Regions from separate parts of the Homo sapiens genome. Here region 2 is linked to region 1. A link is an interaction called in ENCODE POLR2A ChIA-PET data of the cell type or tissue named here. Cell type or tissue: K562. All regions are shown on one strand. Links, peaks and the distances in the headings refer to the core of each region. The heading gives the core; the rest is flanking DNA.

Region 1 (7,339 bases), core at 1,046-6,045:
GCCTCTCTGCCCCATCTCTGGCTCCAGCCCCTTCCTTGAATACACAGCACACTTCTGCCTCAGGACTTTGCCTGGCCACTGACCCTTCCCTCAAATGTTCCCATGACCAAATCCTTCCATTTCTTCAGGTCTTTGCTCAAATGTCACCCCCTCAATTGCTGCTACCTTGACCGCCCCTTTATGAAACTCCATCCAGGCACTCCTATGCCCTCAAACCGGCTCCATTTTCCTCTATAACTGATCACCTTCAAACACACTATATAATTATTCATTAGGTTTGTTGCTTGCCTGCCAACCTTGCTGAATGCCAGTTCAATTAAATAGAGGCTTTTCTGTTTTGTTCACTGACACAATTATTGAGAATAATGCCTAGCACACAGTAAGTACTCAAAGATTTGCTGACTAAATTGTTCTTTTGTCAGCCCTGTACTGCTTGATCACCCTCCCTGTTGGCTTTCCAGTTCATTTCTCAGGCGCCTCTCTGGGGGTGGGAAAGCATTTCTCATTGAAAAGCCATCACACCCAGCTAATATCTGGACACTCTGGCGCTGGTGCGAGCCCCTCCAGACAACGTCTCACATAGTGAGGGGTTTGGGGCTCAATTTCCATGGCCATGGTGACACTGCTGAGCAGAGTCAGATCCCATCTTCGTCTGCCTTGACTAACCATACCTGGAGTTGTCATGTGGCTCTAGGAATCCCACAGGTGGAAGCCCAGGTCCCTAAACACACAAATCACTGTCTACCAACCACTCAAGAGAGCCTACCTACAGCATGAACATACAGGGCCCCACCCTTCCAAAGGGTCCAGGTGGGGTTCCCTCTCTTGCCTGTGCTTTGTCCCTAAGGCACTTGAAAAACAGACTACTGGGGCTGCACACTGTGGGGAACTAGGCTATGGACTAGAGCTCTGCCACCACCAGCCCAGTATTCTCAGCAACCCTCCAAGGGTTGTTCCCGTCATGCAAGCCACTGACTGGGCTTCTGAAGGCCCAATAACACAAGAGGATGGAGAGAACTTAAAAAACACAAAATTCCAGCCAGCCATGAGGTCGAGGATAGCTAACAAGGCAATTGAATTTAGTTCATAAATGACTGTCTAACACATGAATCTTCCCCTCAGGGCCATGCTTCATATTTGCAGATGCAACACTGTGATGGTCACGAGCTAAGGGGATGACCGTGCCTCTCTGTGGAGTGTTTAGGCATCACTTGTCATCTGCATTACCAGCAGAGATCATCTGGTCACCTGGTAATAGCACATCAGCTCCTCCAGCTCATCTGCATGAATGACGATGTGAAGACCACACAGCTGTGCGAAGCGGAACTCTTGTCCATCCATGCAGGCAAAGCACACCTAGGGGACGGAGGGCAAGCGTGAGGGTCCCCAAGACAGGACACAGCACCACAGCAGCTGACTTACAAGGCACACAGTTGCAAATGCAGAAATACCAGCAGTGGGGTATTTTAAGTTGGATTCTGAACAAGTAGCTAACTCTATGATGAATTGTACAAGACTGGGAGAAAAAATATGACATTTGTAATCTGCAGGCCAAGGGGGTGCTTGAGACCATGGAAAGAATAAAGTTTGTGCATTACTTCGTAGGCCCTGAGTTTTGTTCAGGTGGCGGGAAAGTCATGCTGGAATTTCAGGTTTGGGGTTTGAAAAGGAAGGCTAAAAAATAATGACCATCAGAATGCATCTCATCTGAGTGTTGTTTTCACGGGGGAGCTTGTTTTAATAGTTTTTTAGACTACTTTTGTTTTCTGCACTGTACAGTATGTATACTTAATGATAACAAGCCTTGAGAAGTGCAGAATTCCCCTGTACAAAAATAATCACATAAGCCAGTGTCATTAACTTGAGATATAATCTTTGGCCCACTGTTTCCTATGTGTGATGCATACACCAGCACCCTGACAAATTTCCCACATAAACACAGTGGAATTACATCATACATTCTGCATGATGATATATTCCTCGCATAATATTGGCAACATCTTTTCCTGCAACTCTGCCTATTCATCTTAAACAGCAGGGTAGAGTTGTAATGCATACATTAACAAAGGCCTTGGCCGGGCGCAGTGGCTCATGCCTGTAATCCCAGCACTTTGGGAGGCTGAGGTGGGTGGATCATGAGGTCAGGAGATAGAGACCATCCTGGCTAACATGGTGAAACCCCGACTCTACTAAAAAATACAAAAAAATTAGCCGGGCGTGGTGGCGGGCGCCTGTAGTCCCAGCTACTGGGGGAGCTGAGGCAGGAGAATGGTGTGAACCCGGGAGGCAGAGCTTGCAGTGAGCCGAGATCGTGTCACTGTACTCCAGCCTGGGCGACAGAGCTAGACTCCATCTCAAAAACAAAAACAAAACAAACAAACAAACAAAAGGCCTTGACATTAGACCTTTAGGCTAATTTTAATCTTTCATTAAACAATGCTGTTTTGGATATTTCTTCAGTTTTTTCTACTTGAAGATGGATTCTGATATTATCAGAGAGCCTCCAGACAATTTACCAATTTGCCACAAAGGACCAATAATGTAAATTTACACTGATTATGCAAATAAGGTGACATGATTTAAAAGTGTTATGAAAATACTTATAATACTGGTAATTCCATGCTATTAAGGCTACCTCTGGGGGCCAACTGGTTCCACATCAGATTCTCTGGGGCCTCTGTTCCAACTACAAACACTAGCCTAGAGACTCTAAGAATCCCAAGGGTTCAGACCCCTGCCTGGGCAAGAGACCGGCACCCAGAAGAGTACCGAGCAGAACGCAAAGGACACGGAGAGCGTGCCTGTCCAGCACACTCTGCCGTCTGCAGTTGCCCGCAGCTCACCTCCTTCCACGTCCGGGTGCTGCTGGCCTTGCGGCTGTTGTCCACTGCTGCCTGATACTCACCGAGGTGAACCAAGGTGGAAGCCAGGCGGGCAAAGTTAGAAACATTGCTATAGAGCAGCTTGGCAGCCTCGTACATTCCCTCCTCGTAACAGCGGTCTCCAACCTACGGATAATAGGGTAGCTCGACTGAGACACTCTTCAATGGGAAGATTTCTCCAGAGTTGCTTTTAAGTTCCTAGATGGCAGAGGTATTTTTCTGTTTGCTAGGGTGGTAAGCATCTTTCTGATCGCACCAGTGACCAGATGAAGTTGGCCTTGGCTTTCTAGTCCCTGGACACCCTCCTCCACCTCAGGGGGCGCTTCTACCTGCCCGCTCCTATCTAACCCTGCGTTCTGGCACCTCTCAGGCCCTGGCTGTCACCTACCACATCTGCACCCCACTGGGCCTGGGCTGAGGAGGTGTGCTCCTTGCTGCTTCCAAGCCGTTCCCCTTCCTCCTCAATAAAAACCGTTCACAACCAATCTTGTGTCAGGTATCACTCACCAGCCCTAGTTCCTGATGCCATTTACAAATCTTTCTCATTCTCTGGCAATTTATTTGACTTCCTATGAGCTGGGGACCTTGTTCTTCTCACAAGAACAAGTCACTGCCATAGCCACACCTTACACCTCAGAAGAGAGATGCCAGCCCTGGGAACCTTCCACAAGTACCTACTCTGCCTAGCACTGCCCAGCTCGCCATCCTGAGCGCCTCAACTCCACCAGTCCAGTGACTGGACTGAATTCCTGCAGCCCTGTCCATGCCCAACTTGCACTTGCCCCAGCTGGTGGCCCCAGATCATGCTGGACAGCTCCTGGCATTCACTCTTGACTCTCCTGATTGTTCTCAGTCCTGCTCAGAGCTAGTTCTCTGCCCATTCCATACCTGTGGCTGCAGAGCTAAACACAGACAGCAGAACCCCAAAGTGCTGATGGGTCTCTCTAAATTCATGAAGGCTAACATCAAATGCACTGGCAACACTACCCATCCTACTTCCGCCATCCACAGCACCTCCCGCACCAACCCTCCTTCCGCCATCCACGGCACCTCCCGCACCACCCCTCCTTCCGCCATCCACGGCACCTCCCGCACCACCCCTCCTTTGCCATCCACGGTACCTCCCGCACCACCCCTCCTTCCGCCATCACGGCACCTCCCCCACCACCCCTCCTTCTGTCATCCATGGCACCTCCCCTCCTTCCATCATCCATGGCACCTCCCCTCCTTCCGTCATCCATGGCATCTACTGCACTACCCTACTTCCGTCATCCATGGCACCTCTTGTACCACCCCTACACGCCTGTCATCCATAGCACCTCTACTGCCACCCCTCCTTCCATCACCCATGGCATCTCTCATGTTAACTCTTTCATATCTCCTTCTCTTCTCAAAGCTCTAACGATTCCTCAAGCTGAGTATTTGGCTTCCCTTTTCCTGAGAAAACAAACTATCAGGAGAGCCTTTCACAGCACAGTGTCCGTGGAATGTCCTTCCTATGCCACCAAGGCCTGCTCCATGGATGTCCCTGACCCCCTCTCCACATGCTCCATGTCAGGGTTTCAGCAAATCCCTGCATCAGCATCCATCACCTTCTGCACTCATCCACTCTGACAAGCTTAAAGAACCACTGTTCTTTTCTCTAGTTTAAAACAAAACAAAACTGGCCAGGCACAGTGGCTCACACCTGTAATCCTAGCATTTTGAGAGGCTGAGGCAGGTGGATCACCTGAGGTCAGGAGTTTGAGACCAGCCTGGCCAATATGGTGAAACCCTGTCTCTACTACAAATAGAAAAATTAGCTGAGCGTGGTGGCGGGCGCCTGTAATCCCAGCTACTCAGGAGGCTGAGGCAGGAGAATGGCTTGAACCTGGGAGGCAGAGGTTGCAGTGAGCTGAGATCGCACCACTGCACTCTAGCTTGGGAGACAAGAGTGAAACTCCATCTCAAAAATAAATAAAATAAAACTAATCCAACTTGCTCTGCCCTCAACTTACCTGGGGGCTGTCAGCCTGTTTCCATGCTTCCCATCAGAGCACAGTTCTCAGGGAGTATCTGTGTGTCTGTAACAGTTGTCCCCTGTCTTCCTATTCTCTCTGCAATCCACTCCAATCAGGCTTCTGCCAGCCTCTCTGCCAGGGTCACTGCTCCTCCAGACAGACGCAGACATGGTTTTCTGGACACCCCTGCCTGCTTTTCTCCCACCCCGCTGGCCAGTCTCCATCTCCCCCTCTCCCTGCTGTGGGGCTTTGGGGTGCTCTGGCTTCTTTGGTCCATCCCCCCCCAGCCCCACACCCCCACTGCCATGCTCTCCCACACAGGTGGCGGCTGTGGGTGCTGCCTGTCCCTGGAGGCTGCCCATGCACATCTCTAGTCTGGGCTTCTCCTCTAAAACCTAACTCCTACTTCCAGCTGGACAGATCCACATGGCATCTACTAGAGGTCCGACTTGTCCGAATATTAGTCCTGATGCCCCCAGGCAGTCCTCACACACTGTCCCCACACTGGTAAGCATGACTGCCCACACCCCCAAGCTTGACCCGCCCTCACTGCTTCTCTCCTCACACCCCACTTGGCAGCACGCCCTGCCGGCTCTGCCTTCAACACACATCCAGAAGCTGACTATGCTTTGCACTTGCCTTGCCCACTTTATCTGCTGTCGCTGCCCCTTGCGACATCACTGCACCATCCTCCTCTATGCACTCCCTGCTCCACCCTTGTCCTTCACTCTGTTTGTAGCATAGCAGCCAGAGGGGTTCCGCTGACCCCTAGACCAGATCATTTTCCTCCTCTGCTCAAAATGTCCAGTCTCGCCCAGAGCAGAAGCCAGAGAAGCCAGAGTCCTGATGACGACCCCTGAAGTCCTGACCCGCAGAGGCCAACAGCTGCCTCTTCCTACTGCTCCCCAAGCCTCTCTCGCTGGATGGCTGTGCTCCAGCCAGGGGCTCCTGCACCCCACAATGCTCCTCACAGGATCCTTGCACTTGCCCCGCTGTCTTGTTCTAAGGGCTCCTTCCCAGAGGTGTACAGACTCAGCACTTACCCAGGGGCCCTTTCTAAAACCAGAATGTCCACTGTCACACCCACACCGTTCCAACGCTTCTTATCCCTGCCCCGCTTCACTTAGCTCCTTATATTCACCATTTAATAGATCACAGTATTTTTAAGAATCTTATGATTCACGGGGCAGAAATCTGATTACCATTTTCCCTGCTACATCCATAGCCCCTACTCTGGCACACAGCTAGCTGATGCTTAATAAAAGGTGATGAATGCATAAATGAAGTATTCTATCAAAGGGGTAAGCATGTAAGACTTGTTACTGCCAATTTACAGGAAACGCAGGGAAAATGAGTTAAATGACATTGTGGAGTTGCAGTCAGCAGATGCCAGACTGTGGGAAACATACACAAACCAGGCGATGGGCTGGGATCTGGCCCCCAGGCTGAAGGTTACTGGCCCCTATCTCAGGGGAGTGACAGCAGAAGGCAGAGAGCTTGCCAGGCCTGGGGCCACTATGAACATAGGTAAAGAGCCAGGTGTGCCTCTGCCCCACCCAGCCGGCCCTATGTGAGGGAGCTTCTGCTCTGGCCCACAGCGCCTCTGACTCAGGAGAACCCTGTTACTAACCCAGAGGGGGATTGGGGGCAAGGCTTTGTTTTCTATTATTTTAACTACTTTTTGGATTATAAGGGCAATTTCTAAAGTTACATGATCACTGATTAAAAAAAAAAAACTTTGCAAACACAGGCAAGTAAAAGAAAAGCAATATGATATTGCCAATTCCAAATCCCAGAGTTATTCACTGTCCTCATCAGTATTATACTCCATTGATGGATGTTGTTATTTAACTATTTCTTGGCCGGGCACAGTGGCTCACCCCTGTAATCCCAGCACTTTGGGAGGCTGAGGCGGGTGGATGGTTTGAGCACAGGAGTTCGAGACCAGCCTGGGCAACATGGTGAAACCCCGTCTCTACCAAAAATACAAAAATTAGCTGGGAGTGGTGGCGTGCACCTGTGGTCCCAGCTACTCGGGAGGCTGAGGTGGGAGGATGGCTTGAGCTCAGGAGGTCGAGGATGCAGTGAGCTGAGATCGTGCCACTGCACTGTAGCCTGGGTGACAGAGGAGACCCTGTTTCAAAACAAAACAAAAGCACTATTTCCTTTTGCCAGACATTGGCTTTTGATTTTTATTTGCATAATCATGCTGCAATGATTAAATATTTATAGGTAAAACTATGTGGATCTTTTCTACTTTCTTGGGATAGATTTTTACATCTAGACTTAGAGGTCCATGTTTAGAAATAATAAAACTCTATAGCTATATTTCAAATATTTATGTATTAGCTGAACTGATATTTTCCTTTATGCTTTCTTCCACTGCTTACATGTTTAAAAATTCCTTTCTCATGCAAAAATTCAAATACATATTTTTAAAAAATTTTAAGGAAAAGC
Region 2 (7,339 bases), core at 1,405-6,404, 400 kb after region 1:
ACAAACAGCCATACAGTTTTCCTTCTTAGCTGCTTGTTTTTTTTGAGACATGGTCTGGCTTTGTTGCCCAGGCCGGAGTGCAGTGGCACAATCTTGGCTCACTGCAGTCTCAATCTCCCGAGCTCAAGCAGTCCTCCCACCTCAGCCTCCCAGGTATTTGGGATCATAGGCATGCACCACCATGCCTGGCTAATTTTTAAAATTTTTTGTAGAGACAGGGTCTCACTATCTTGCCCAGGCTGGTGTTGAACTACTGGGCCTAAGTGATCCTCCTGTCTCAGCCTCCCAAATCATGCTGAGATTACAGGCATGAGCTACCAGGCCCGGCCTCTCAACTCTTTTTTTTTTTTTTTTTTGAGACAGAGTCTCGCTCTGTTGCCCAGGCTAGAGTGCAGTGGCACAATCTCGGCGCACTGCAAGCTCCACCTCCCGGGTTCACGCCATCCTCCTGCCTCAGCCTCCTGAGTAGCTGGGACTACAGGCGCCCGTCACCATGCCTGGCTAATTTTTTTTGTATTTTTAGTAGAGACGGGGTATCACTGTCTTAGCCAGGATGGTCTCGATTTCCTGACCTCGTAATCCGCCCACCTCAGCCTCCCAAACTGCTGGGATTACAGGCTTGAGCTACCGCGCCCGGCCTCAACTCTTTAAAGTAAGATCTATCATCCCCATTTTACGGACAGGGGAACTGAGGCTGGGTTCCTGCCGCCAGCGAGTGGGACCCCTGGCCTTTGAGCCCCGGCCCTTCCCACCACCCTCTGCTGCTGGGGCTCAGCCCTCGGGCACGTGGTTGTGTTAATGGAGAGCCATGGCCATGACTTGGAGGGCCCGGAGAGCGTGCACATCATGCCTGCTTCCCATGATGCCCTGCGAGGTGGGCAGAGGCCGGGGGTGCTCAGGCCGAGCCCCTGCTACAGCAGATCTGAGGCACCAGCAGGGACTGGCTAGGTCCTCCCAGGCAGGCCAATGTGCCCGGGTCTTGGGCCTCTCTCTCTCACTCCTCACTGCCTCTCAGCTGCCCAGGCAGCGTCCCCTGCAGAGCAGCCCTGGAGCCTGGCCCCAGGCTGTGTTGCTGCCTCTTGCCCCCATGGGGCTGCCTCTGCAGGGAGCCTGAGTCGTTTCCTCCCTGGGCAGGTTTCAAAATGGCTAAGTCCAGTGGAGAAAAGAATGGCTCAAAGGGACCACAGGCTTGAATTTGAAAAAATAAAAATGCTCGATGCCAAAGCGTAGACGCACATTTATTTGAACGACTTACACTTTGACCTGAAACAGTTTTTTCCAAATTGTTTTCCACAGCGGTAATCTCTTCAAAATGAACACATGTGAGGTCTTCGAATGTATGTTAAAGGCCAGTATTTGTTTTTTTTTTTTTTTTTTTTTTTGCTTTGGAAGAACCGACCTCATCGTTTGCATGAGAACCTGATATTCTTGGTCCTCTGTACCTTTTGTAACTTCCTCTGAATGAGAGGAAATATGGTTTCCAGTTATGTTTAATTTACTTTAAACAAATCAAAGCACAGATTTCTACTTCCTGCCTGTGTAATACTTGACTGCAGGCAGCTTCAAAGGGCAGAATCACTGTTCTTGTGACTGTGCCTCTGTCGTGTTCTGTTATAAACAGTTCAAAGCTCTGCATTGTACAGGAGCGCGCGGAACAGCATGTAGAGATCTTTTTCTCTGTAGTGGCGGCAGAGCTGTGTGTGCCCTTTTGCTTTGCCTTGTGCTGGTGGTGGATTAAGTTTAGGTTTTCATAGAATATATATTTATGTAGAGACTCAGAGTTTATTTTTCCTGTTTTCTCCAGCACTGCTTAACTCATTCTCTGAAATGTTTATCACAAATGGCAGGTGGGGCTCAGAGGATGTCTCTATCTTTGTTCCTTGGCTTAAACTGGCAGGTTGTTGTAAAGGGCAGTGGGAGGGAAAGAAAACTAAGGGGAAACCAAATTACTTATTTAGGGCTTGATTTTCTGGCAGGTGAATTGGGCTTAGGAAACCCCACCTAGATTAGCAGCTGTTCCTGACCGGCCCCTCGCCAAAGCTGCACCCCTGGGTGGTGGTGGGGGCTTCAAATTAGGGTGTCCCAAGGGCTGGATTGTTCCAGCAAAGGTGTTCCTGGATTCCCAAAGCAAGTTCACTTGTTTTAGGAACAGTTCCCTGAGGCTCTGCAGGGGCTGCTGGGCTGCCTTGTCTCCCCAGGTCCATGACGCCAGGCCACCATCCATGCATCCTGTTGTGTGCTGGGACGGGGTGCCAGATGCTGGCATCCAGGAACAGAGAGTGGATTGCATGAACATGGCTACCATGCAGTTGGTTCTCTGCTGCTGGGGTGCAGGCACCTGAAAGACACGGAGGAGCTAACCCAGCTGAGAAGGGTGTGTGCCAGTCAGGACCTGGGGTGCAGGACACAAACATCACACCACTGGGTTGCACAAGACTTGGAGGAGGGGCCCAGGAGGATGACATCAAGGTCTGGAGGGGGTTGCTCAACAACACACCTGGATGTGCAGTGCAGGCATGGCACCTGCCTCTGCAGCAGGGCCCAAAGACTCGATGGGGCTGCCATGTGGCCTGATGTGAGTTGGAGTGAGGCTGTGACCCCCGGGTGAAAGCTGCAGCCTGCATGCATCGATCACAAGCGAGGGCTGGCTGTGTCCTCATCCCAGGAAGGGCGGGGTGAGGGCCTCACCACAGTGTGGGCAGGGCCCACTCACGCCCTGGGAAGTGAATCAGGAGGTGGCAGCAGGCACTGGGGCTCTCTAATCTCTTGCCCGTCTTTGTCCAGTTATTGTGAGAGCTCCAATTCCCTGTTCTTATTTCTCTGAAAGTGCTGATAAGATGGGTACAGAATAAATCAAATGCAAAGTTACGTTTCCTGGCTTAGGAAGCAAAAACCTAAGTATAACCTTGGAAGTGCTCCTGGGTACTCCTTTCTTTCCCCAAGGTGATTTTTCCCTCTTAAACACATTACAGTAAAATACATACAACATTCACTACTTTAATCATGTTTTGTTTGTTTGTTTGTTTGTTTGTTTGAGACAGGGTCTCGCTTTGTTGCCCAGGCTGGAGTGCAGTGGAGCAAGCACAGCTCGCCTTCTGGGCTCAAGTGATCCTCCCAAGTAGCTGAGACTACAGGTGTGAGCCACAGTACCTGACTGATTTTGAAAAAAAATTGTTTGTAGAGATAGGGTCTGGCTATGTTGCCCAGGCTAGTCCAAACTTCTGACCTCAAACTATCCTCCAGGCTGGGACTCCCAAAGTGCTGGAATTACACACGTGAGCCACTGTGCCTGGCCCACTTTAATTTTTTTTTTTTTTGAGATGGAGACTCTGTCACCCAGGCTGGTGTGCAGTGGCACAATCTCGACTCACTGCAATCTCCACCTCCCGGGTTCAAGTGATTCTCCTACCTCAGCTTCCCTAGTAGCTGGGACTATAGGCATGCGCCCCATGCTTGGCTGATTTTTTTTGTATTTTTTAGTACCAACACCATGTTGGCCAGGCTGTTCTTGAACTTCTGACTTCAAGTGATCCACACATCTCGGTCTCCTAAAGTTCTGGAATTACAGGTGTGAGCCACCGCACCTGGCCCCACTTTAACCATTTTTAAGTGCATTAAGGACATTCACAGTGTTGAGCAGCCAGCACCATCACCATCTCCAGAACGTCGTCATCTTCCGAGGCTGAAACTCTGTTCCCATTGAACACCACCTCCCCACTCCCCATGGCTGTCTCAGGAGCTGGCCTGAGCACTGCTGCCCTCAAGGTCACTCTAGAAGTGGAGCTTCAGTTCGGCCCCCACTTCCTGTGGCTCTATCCCTGCAGGTGTGCCCGGGATCCAGAGGTGGCCCCATGAGGCCTTGTCCGAGCAGGTCTGGCTGGACCCTTGCTCCTCTTGGAGCTGGGTAGGGCTGGGTGGGCTGCGTAGGGATGTTCAGGGCAGTGGTCACCTGTTGCCCAGCTCTGGGTGGAGCCCTGTCTGAAGACAGCTGTTCTTTTCTAAAGAAAGAAGATCTGTCAGACGTTAGTCATCTGCACCACTGTCACAGCTGACGTTGATTGAGCTCCTGTGTCCTGGGCACTGTCCCAAAAGCCCCCTGCATGCAGTTCTTGCCATTTAGTACCTTTTGTTTTGTGTTTACTGAATGGATACAGCCGGAAGCTAGCTAAATTTAACTCACGCCCTCGACTTGGGTGGAGGTGAGGAAGGGGCTTTCTGAGGCAGGGAATTGGGTGAGGGCTTTATTTTATAGGCATACTTTGGAGATAGTGTGAGTTCAGTTCCAGACCACACTGCAGTAAAGTGAATATCATAATGAAGTGGGTCATATGAATTTTTTGGTTTCCCAGCACATATAAAAGTTATGTTTACACTAAACTGTAGTCTATTAAATATAGGATAGCATCACATCTAAAAAAAACAATTTTTATATGCCTTCATTTAAAAATACTTGGCCGAGCGTGGTGGCTCATGCCTGTAATCCCAGCATTTTGGGAGGTTGAGGCGGGAGGATCATGACCTCAGGAATTCAAGACCAGCCTGGTCAATATGGTGAAACCCCGTCTCTACTAAAAATACAAAAAAAAAAAATTAGCTGGGCATGGTGTCGCGCGCCTGTAATCCCAGCTACTCAGGAGGCTAAGGCAGAAGAATCTCTTGAACCCAGGAGACGGAGGTGGTAGTGAGCCGAGATCACGCCATTGCACTCCAGACTGGATGACAGAGCGAGACTCCGTCTAAAAAAAAAAAAAAAAGAAAGAAAAAGAAAAAAAAACTTTACTGCTAAAAATACTAATGATCATCCAAGTCTTCAGTGAGTCAGAATCTTTTTGCTGGTGGAGGGCCTTGCCTCGGTGCTGATGGCTGCTGACTGATCAGGGTGGTGGTTGCTGAAGGGTAGAGGGGCTGTGACAATGTATTCAAATCAGACAACAGTGAAGTTTACCACATTGATTGACTCTGCCTTTCACAGGAGATGGCCCCCGGCACTGGAGGCTGCTTGATACCATTTTACCCACAGTAGAAGGTCTTTCAAAATTAGAAATCCTCTCAAGCCTGCTGTGTTTTTTCGGTTATGAAATATTCTGAACGCTTTGTTGTCATTGCAACCATGTTCACAGCATCTGCCCCAGGAGGACGTTCCGTCTCAAGGAACCACTTTCTTTGTTCATCCCTAAGAAGCAACTCCTCATGTGTTCAAGTTGGATCCTGAGATTGCAGCAATTCAGCCCCTTCTTCGGGCTCCACTTCTTTTTTTTTTTTGAGACGGAGTCTCGCTCTGTCGCCCAGGCTGGAGTGCAGTGGTGCAATCTTGGCTCACTGCAAGCTCCGCCTCCCGGGTTCACGCCATCCTCCTCCCTCAGCCTCCTGAGTAGCTGGGACTACAGGCGCCCGCCATCACGCCCAGCTAATTTTTTGTATTTTTAGTAGAGATGGGGTTTCACCGTGTTAGCCAGGATGGTCTCGAACTCCTGACCTCGTGATCCACCCACCTCGGACTCCCAAAGTGCTGGGATTACCAGTGTGAGCCACTGCACCTGGTCTAGGCTCCACTTCTAAATCTGGTTCTCCTGCTGTTTCCCCCACATCTGCAGTGACTTTCTCCACTGAAGTCCTGAACCCTCAAAGTCATCCATGAGGGTTGGAATCTACTTCTTCCAAACTCCTATTAATGTTGATATTTTGACCTCTTCCCATGAAGCAAAAATGTTCTCTTTTTTTTGAGACAGGGTCTCACTCGTTGCCCAGTCTGGAGTGCAGTGATGTGATCGCGAGGACATCAACAACCTTCTGGGCTCAGGTGAGCCCTGCCTCAGCCTCCCAATTAGCTGGAACTATAGGCATGCACCACCAAACCTGGCTAGTTTTTTTTTTTGTTTGTTTTGTTTTTTTTTTTTATAAACAGAGTCTCCATATGTTGCCCTGGCTGGTCTCAAACTCCTGGACTCAAGTGATTCTTCTGCCTCAGCCTCCCAAATTGTTGGAATTAACAGGTGTAAGTCACCACAACTTGCTGCTTTTCATGGCATCTAGACTGGTGAATCTTTTCCAAAAGATTTTCAATGTACTTCGCCCGAATCCATCAGAGGAATCACCATCTATGGCAACTATAGCCTTATGAAATGTATTTCTTGAATAATAAGACTTGAAATTGAAATTACTCTTCAGTCCATGGGCTGCGGAATGGATGTTGTGTTAGCAGGCATGCACACAGCTTTCATCTCCTTGTCCATCTCCATCACAGCTCCTGGATGACTAGGTGCAGTAATATTTTGAAAGGATTCTTTTTTTTTTTCTGAGCAGCATTTCTCAACAGTGGGCTTAAAATATTCAGTAAGCCCTGCTGTAAACAAATGTGCTGTCATCTAGGTTTTCTTGTTCCATTTCTAGAGCGCAGGCAGAGAAAATTTGGCATGATTCTTAAGGCCCTAGGATTTCTGGAATGGCGAATAAACATTGGCTTCAACATAAAGTCACCAGCTGCATTAGCCCCTAACAGAGCCAGCCTTTCCTTTGAAACTTTGAAGCCAGTCATTGACTTCTCCTCTCTAGCTAGGAAAGTCCTAGATGGCATCCTCTTCTGATAGAAGGCTGTTTCACCTACATTGACGATCTGTTGTTTAGTGTGGCCACCTTCATCAGTGATCTTAGCCAGATCTTCTGGATAACTTGCGGCAGCTTCTACATCAGCACTTGCTCCTTCACCTTGCACTTTTATGTTATGTAGATGGCTTCCTTCCTTACCCTCATGCACAAATCTCTACTAGCTTCTAAGTTTTCTTCTGCAGCTTCCTCACCTCTCTCAGCCTTCATAGAATTGAAGAGAAGTAGGATCTTGCTCTGAATTAGGCTTTGACTTAAGGAAATGCATGGCTGGTTTGATCTTCTATCCAGACCACTACCACATTCTCCATATCAGCAATAAGGCTGTTTCACTTTCTTATCATTTGTGTCTTCACTGGAGGAGCACTTTTAATCTCCTTCAGGAACTTTACCTTTGCATTCACAATTTGATTATTTGGTGCAAGAGGTCTAGCTTTCAGCCTGTCTCAACTTTTGACAGCCTTCCTCACTAAGCTTAATCATTTCTAACTTTTGACTTAAAGTGAGAAATGTGCAACCCTTCCTTTCACTTGAACACTTAGAGGCCATTGTAGGGTTATTAATTGGCCTAATTTCAATATTGTTGTGTCTCAGGGAATAGGGAGGCCTAAGGAGAGAGAGAGAGATGGGGCATGGACAGTCAGTGGAGCAGTCAGAACACACATATTATCAGAAGTTCACTGTCTTATACGGGCATGGTTCCGGGCCCAAAACAATGACAATAGTAACATCAAAG

What was found. Peaks named below come from ENCODE experiments on the same cell type or tissue, not always from the same donor. Only the 100,000 strongest peaks of a DNase experiment are listed, where the experiment ranks them.
Region 2: POLR2A ChIA-PET joins it to region 1 with 7 read pairs; 2 of 35 experiments call an interaction of 5 or more read pairs at or near these places.

What each region holds. Positions count from the first base shown.
Region 1 is chr22:19,198,486-19,205,824 of GRCh38, forward strand. CLTCL1 (clathrin heavy chain like 1) reads right to left here. Exons shown (of 33, transcript NM_007098.4): 23 at 2,844-3,008; 24 at 1,249-1,356. LOC112268289 (a long non-coding RNA gene) reads left to right here. Exons shown (of 2, transcript XR_002958736.2): 2 at 1,123-1,604. Among named protein-coding and RNA genes, the nearest start is that of SLC25A1, 23 kb to the left of the region's middle. In K562, for the core only: a CTCF peak has its summit at 4,159; DNase peaks (open chromatin) are centred at 3,709, 4,006 and 5,556; H3K4me3 peaks cover 609 bases; H3K27me3 peaks cover 3,805 bases.
Region 2 is chr22:19,596,010-19,603,348 of GRCh38, forward strand. No RefSeq gene overlaps it. Among named protein-coding and RNA genes, the nearest start is that of LINC00895, 33 kb to the left of the region's middle. RefSeq lists enhancers at 372-914, 1,950-2,450, 2,451-2,951. In K562, for the core only: no CTCF peak of the experiment used is centred there; DNase peaks (open chromatin) are centred at 1,841, 2,195, 2,736 and 3,952; H3K27me3 peaks cover 4,535 bases.